2 separate regions of the Homo sapiens genome follow, and region 1 is linked to region 2. Evidence: read pairs that join two places in POLR2A ChIA-PET (ENCODE). Cell type or tissue: MCF 10A. All regions are shown on one strand. Links, peaks and the distances in the headings refer to the core of each region. The heading gives the core; the rest is flanking DNA. Region 1 overlaps FMNL2 (formin like 2). Region 2 overlaps FMNL2 (formin like 2).

The links. ChIA-PET counts read pairs that join two places held together with the same protein. Peaks named below come from ENCODE experiments on the same cell type or tissue, not always from the same donor. Only the 100,000 strongest peaks of a DNase experiment are listed, where the experiment ranks them.
Region 1: POLR2A ChIA-PET joins it to region 2 with 10 read pairs; 3 of 35 experiments call an interaction of 5 or more read pairs at or near these places.

What each region holds. Positions count from the first base shown.
Region 1 is chr2:152,572,029-152,574,952 of GRCh38, forward strand. The region is part of intron 6 of FMNL2 (formin like 2); the gene reads left to right. Among named protein-coding and RNA genes, the nearest start is that of PRPF40A, 140 kb to the right of the region's middle. In MCF 10A, for the core only: no CTCF peak of the experiment used is centred there; a DNase peak (open chromatin) is centred at 1,383.
Region 2 is chr2:152,465,581-152,468,504 of GRCh38, forward strand. All of the region lies in intron 1 of FMNL2 (formin like 2), which reads left to right. Among named protein-coding and RNA genes, the nearest start is that of FMNL2, 130 kb to the left of the region's middle. In MCF 10A, for the core only: no CTCF peak of the experiment used is centred there; DNase peaks (open chromatin) are centred at 141, 661 and 1,481.

The sequences.
Region 1 (2,924 bases), core at 128-2,627, 110 kb after region 2:
GACATTTGCAACACCAGGTAGTAAGATTTTCAAAGCTGAGTTTTTCTAATGATATTTGGTTCTTCAGTCCTGTGTATTGTGGAGGGATTTGGTCTCATCACAGAAATCTGCAAATGTGCTTCATCGGGTAGATCAGGACCAGCTCTCCATCTAAAAAGGCCTTCTAGGAGACATCCTACAGGGTGACTGAGGAAGAGTGTGATGATCCCCTTATCTAGTTAGCTCTCTATCTTAAGGTCTAAACCTAGACCATCTCAGTAATGTTTAGCATAAACAATAGGTACTTAGTAAAGCCAACTTTGGGGCTTAAAAAAGAGATTTGGTTTGATTTCCTGTGGCTGGTGAGCACCAGAGGCCATTTCCTCTAGATTGCTTACCTTGTCTAGGTGTTCTTGTTGTGGTAAAGTGGCTAATATCTTGTAAATCCTCATTCTGTTGCTGTTTTAGGGTCAGTAAAGCCATCTCCTCAGGGAAGTGGTTATTAGATAGTGTGAGCTTCTGCAGGGCGCAGTGGCTCATGCTTTTAATCCCAGCACTTTGGGAGGCCAGGAATTCGATACCCACCTGGGCAACAGAGCAAGACCCTGTCTCTACAAAAAAAAATTTTTTTTAATTAACTGGGCATTGTCTCTTGAGCCCAGGAATCTGAGGCTGCAGGGAGCCGTGATCATGGTACTGCACTTCAGCCTGGGTGACAAAGTGAGACCCTTGTCTCCAAAAAATACATGGTATCAACATCATGCGTTGGAGCTGAATTCAAAACCTGTTTTTTTTTTTTTTTAAAGTAGTCATTTACTCACATGGTAATTAAAGCAAAGAAACCAAATATACAGTTACAAAAATTGTCAGATTCCATAAAATATGCATGATGAAGAATTGATTAATGTACATGCTAACCCATGGCACAGTCCCTAAAATCTAGTCTTGTATGTTTAAGATCATCCTAAGTTGAGTCCTTTGAAAGTAAATTTTCAGAGGTAAAGAATTATGACATTTCTCAGGGTGCATTTATTTAGTGAGAGGAAATCCTTTTAAAATGATTCTAAAATATAGAGCAAAATTTCCTATTAAGTCAAAAAACATCCTCACTTTCCTAATAAGTGTCATATATAGAATAAAGATTTAAAAAGAGAAACTTGCTTACCAAGGTATTGGCCACTGTGTTCTGTAAGAGATGCCTATATGCTGCTGTTTTTGACAAACTAAGCCTTAATTCACCATGATGAAATAATTATTCAGGGTGAGAAATGACACCTATCTAGGACTGAAGCAGAAAATGCTGCCAGGATGACAGGATGTGAACATTTGATAAAGAACTAGCCAGCACAGACAGCTGTAGGCGGTAGCTTTTTCACATGATCACCCAGCAGATTGTTGATGAGTCAGGTTGATGATGAGCAACTCGTGGAAAGTGACTGTCCTAAATCGCAGTGAGGAGACTTCTGGTTTTGCCTGGTCTCATCTCATCCCTTATTTGCTATGTAGATGTAATGTCTCTGGGCTTCCGTTTTCTTAACTGTATCAAGAAAGGATTAGAGTAAATGATACCATAGCTCTTCAGTGCTATGATTTTGTTGTTGCTGTTATTGGTCGTGATGGAGGTTTTTAAATTTATAATGTTATTATTTTAGACATACAAGTTCAGATACTACCTTTTATTACTACTCTATTTTTATATAAACAAATAATTGGAGAAAATAATTTTTAAACCAAATACCATACATTTTAGAAAAACTTTAGCTCTATTGTTTTTGAGCATAGAATACAACTAATAAACAAGTTTCTCATTTTTTTATTGACATTTATATATTGCGTATTTTCTAAAGTCTTTAAATGTTAATAAGTATGTATGTGTTATGTCATATTAAATGTATTTTAAGTGTTGATCCAGAAAATGTATTTGAGATTAGCTATCTACTGCAACAAATAGAAGCCCTTTGTGTTAATGTTTGGGAAGTAGAATATTATTCTAATTAATTTTGTTGCTTTCTACACTCCATAAAATAATGACAGGGACATTTTAGCTTCTTAGAAAGAGACTATTGCAATATAGATCAAGAACTGGATCAGTAAATAAAAAGAAAGAATGTGCTACATTACTTTACACCTCTTAAGAAACACAAATAAGGCTGGGCACGGTGGCTAACGCCTGTAACCCCAGCACTTCGGGAGGCCGAGGTAGGTGGATCACGAGATCAAGAGATGGAGAGCATCCTGGCCAACATGGGGAAACTCCATCTCTACTAAAAATACAAAAATTAGCGGGGCATGGTGGTACACACCTGTAGTCCGAGCTACTCGGGAGGCTGAGGCAGGAGAATCGCTTGAACCTGGGAGGTGGAGGTTGCAGTGAGCTGAGGTCGTGCCACTGCACGCCAGCCTGGTGACAGAGCGAGACTCTGTCTCAAAAAAAAAAAAAAAAAAAAGAAAAGAAACAGATGTGTAAGGTTTGTCTACTTGCTGGAATAATGAAACTGTATTAATATTTCAAAGTGATGCAGAAATATGACACTGTAGAGAATAACCTCTCCCATTTTCCTTAGAGACTGGTTTTCATTAGTGTATCTTCTCAATCATTGCTGCATATGAATACAATTTAACAAAAGGCAGTTGATTCCATTCAAATTACTCTTTCTTTTTAAAACTTAGATTACTTTGTTTTACACTGGAAGCTATTGCTATCAACTAAAAATGAAAACTCTTTCTAGTAAACAGTCATGTACTTAACAAGTGATTCCATTAAAGAAATTCAAGACTGAGGTTAAAATAAGAAAGATAGAGGAAGGGGAAGAACTTCAGATGTAGATTAAGAAGATGATATATGCTTGGGTCTCATTGGCTGTGTGATTAGTTTTTAAAGTTGTACCAGTCTCTGAGACCTCCAAAAAGTGTGTTAACAAGCATACCCAAGATGGGCTTATGGC
Region 2 (2,924 bases), core at 103-2,602:
CATTGCACTTAAACCCCAGTAATTATTCCAGATTTTGTTAGTGGATATATCCCCACCCCCCATCTGGCTCAAGCTAAGCAGTTGGCATAAGTAGGGGAACAGAAGGCTCAGAATTGTCCACTGGAAGTACTCGGCTTTTCTTTGGAGAGATCAGGTTTCTTCCATGGGAAAATGATGTCAACACACTTATCTTAGCACTTTGCCTCGAGGGCACCTGTGGGCTTGCGCCTAGAGCAAAGGAAAGGGGTTCCCTAAAACTTCCTTTCTGTTTTGGGAACATGGAGATGTGATAGAATATCCCTGATAAAAGCATCAGTTTATGGTGGAGGTGAGAGTTTATGACCAGGACCAGAAAGTTGCTAGAAAGGTTGCTAAGTGGAGAATTATGGTTGGTTATTTTCAGGAAGCAACTTAATGTTGTGGGAAGAAGCACTGGACTAGGATTTGGGAAATTTGAGGTCTAATCTTGATTTTACCTTAACTAATAAGATGATCTTGATCTTTCTGAGCCATGGTTTCCTAACAGGCAAATAAGGAGACTGGTTAGGAGACTCAAGAGAGCATATAGCAGGTGTGGTAAACCATGCAGCACTTTATAGTGTGAGGACTGTCTGAACCCTGTCACTTGGCGCCTCCATCCGGACACCACGTGTGCCCTCCTGCCCGCTGCGGGGGAGGACATGCCCCTGATGGGTCTGGGCTGCACTGGCCTCTGGGTGACTCATTGGCGTTTTGTAAACCACCTTATCTTTGAAGAAAATGTTTTCCACTACTAGTAAAATTTCTTTCTTTTCTGTCTTTATTTGTTTCTCTTTAAAGTTTTCTTAAACTGAGCTAACTTCAAAGAAGTATCTGGAATTCTCTTCTTCCTCCTTAACCACTTATAGCCCCCTTATCCCCAGTCATCATTGTAGTATATCTAATTGTTGGTGGATATAATGTGGGCCACTTTGGATTTGAGTAGTCAAAATCAGAGCCTGGCTAGTAATTGGGTTTGAAGGAGAGTTGAGCTGAAGTCATCTCATGAAACAAAAATGGCAAAAGACCATCCTATTAACACTGGACTTCCTTTGTCTTCCTTCATAAGATCCCTCAGGCTTTCCTTAGTATTAAGGAGCAGGGGGAGAAGACGGTGGCATATACTGCCCTTTAAATATGGCATTTCTGAACTTAGCTCTCCTTGTACTTTATCAAGTGAGTTGTCTTCCTCTCTCAACTAGATCCAAAGAAACATGGCAGCCTCTGCAGTCCCCGTGAAGTGCTGTGAGTGGGATGCCAGCAATAAAATCATGTCTTTCTATGGATTTTTGGTTGGTGTTCTAAGGCTTGCCGCTTCTCTTCCTAATAAGCCTGCACCGATTTTGTCCCTGAAGATTTGAGGCTGTGAAATATTCTTCCTTCTTCCTGCCTCCTCCAGTCTGGGAAGCTTCACTTATAGCCAGAGGGCTGAGTGAGGTACAGCTACTCCTACAATGAGGCAAGCCTTAGTGTTCTTGGCTTGCTTCACTGTGTTTCTGACACTGCCTTACCTTAACTCTTGAGTAAGCCCCGTTTCCTGGGCAGAATCTCACTTCTCCTTTCTTGCTGGTCATTTGGCTCTTTTTTTTCTGACAAGAGCTGGATCTTGCTTGTTTACCATCTACCCCAGCACCTTATTCTTTTTTCTTGGAAGTGCCAACATATTCCTCTACGTGCTGAACCTGTTCAGTAATTCTTGTTGGATTGTCATTCCTTTGGCAAACTGAAATGAAACACACAAATCTCAAAATAGATGTAACCAGACTCCTCAAACTTAATAAATACCGTATGTGCTTACACTAGGAATCTTGCTTGTCCCGTTTGTTAACGGGTACTTCACCCCACTCTCCTGCCTCCTGCTTCTTCCCTCGGCCCCTGTTTCCTACAAATCGAAGGCTGACAGAGCTTTTCCCCTGTGAATGCTGCTGACTTTACCAGCAGCTCATCCTGTGTAGTTACGCTGCATCTTTTGATGCCGTGCACTCGTTTGGATAGTATATGCTGTTTAAGGAACTGTCTGTGCTTGTATTATTTTGTTTGTGGAGGATGTAAATGATATAGGGTTAATTCTGATTGCCATCTTCATAGTGAGCTCGCTGTGGACTTTATCAGTATGTACACAGCATATGCATGTGTGCACACAATAGGTTTTGCCATGGAGTGCTTCTTTCTTCCGAGAGCAGGCCTGGTCAACTGTTGATGCAAGCAACAACATTTGTTTATTGAGTTCTTAATCTGCCAGGCACTGTGCTAAGCTATGTGTGTTTTAGCTCATTTAATTGTCAAAATAACTTGGTTAGGTAGGTACTGTTGTCATCATCACCCCATTTTAGGAGGACCTGAAGCATGGAGTTGTTAAGCTACTTGCAAGTGATCAGAAGATCTGGATTTTCAAGCTGGGCAGTTGGCCTCCAGAGCTCAGGCTCTTACCCATTTCTAAATCACTGCTCCTAAGTTGCTAAGGCAAATGATTGAACCAGGAATTGGTTTAGCCCCTGAATGACAAAGCATAGAGTAGTCATGGCTTCAGTGTAGCACTGATACCTTTATTTGAGGGATTCTGAAGAATTCTGACTTTATTACAGCCCTTGAGGCCTTTGATTAAGAAACTAATTCCCCTGATACATAATGAGATTTCTCTCTTGTTTCCTCAAAAGTGAGTGTGTATAGATCTAGGGCTGTGCCGTCCGATACAGGAACCACCAGCCTTTGAGGTTGTGGAGCACTTGAAATGTGGCTAGTGTAACCTAGGAGCAAACAGTTTAAGTTTATTTCAGTTCAATTAATTTACATTTAAAAACACTTCAGTTACTGGAAAACTTTTTCTGTATTTGGAACAACTTGGGTATGTGAACCTGTTTTTTTTTCATTTGTATATTTTATGAAATCTAAACATAAGTGTATCT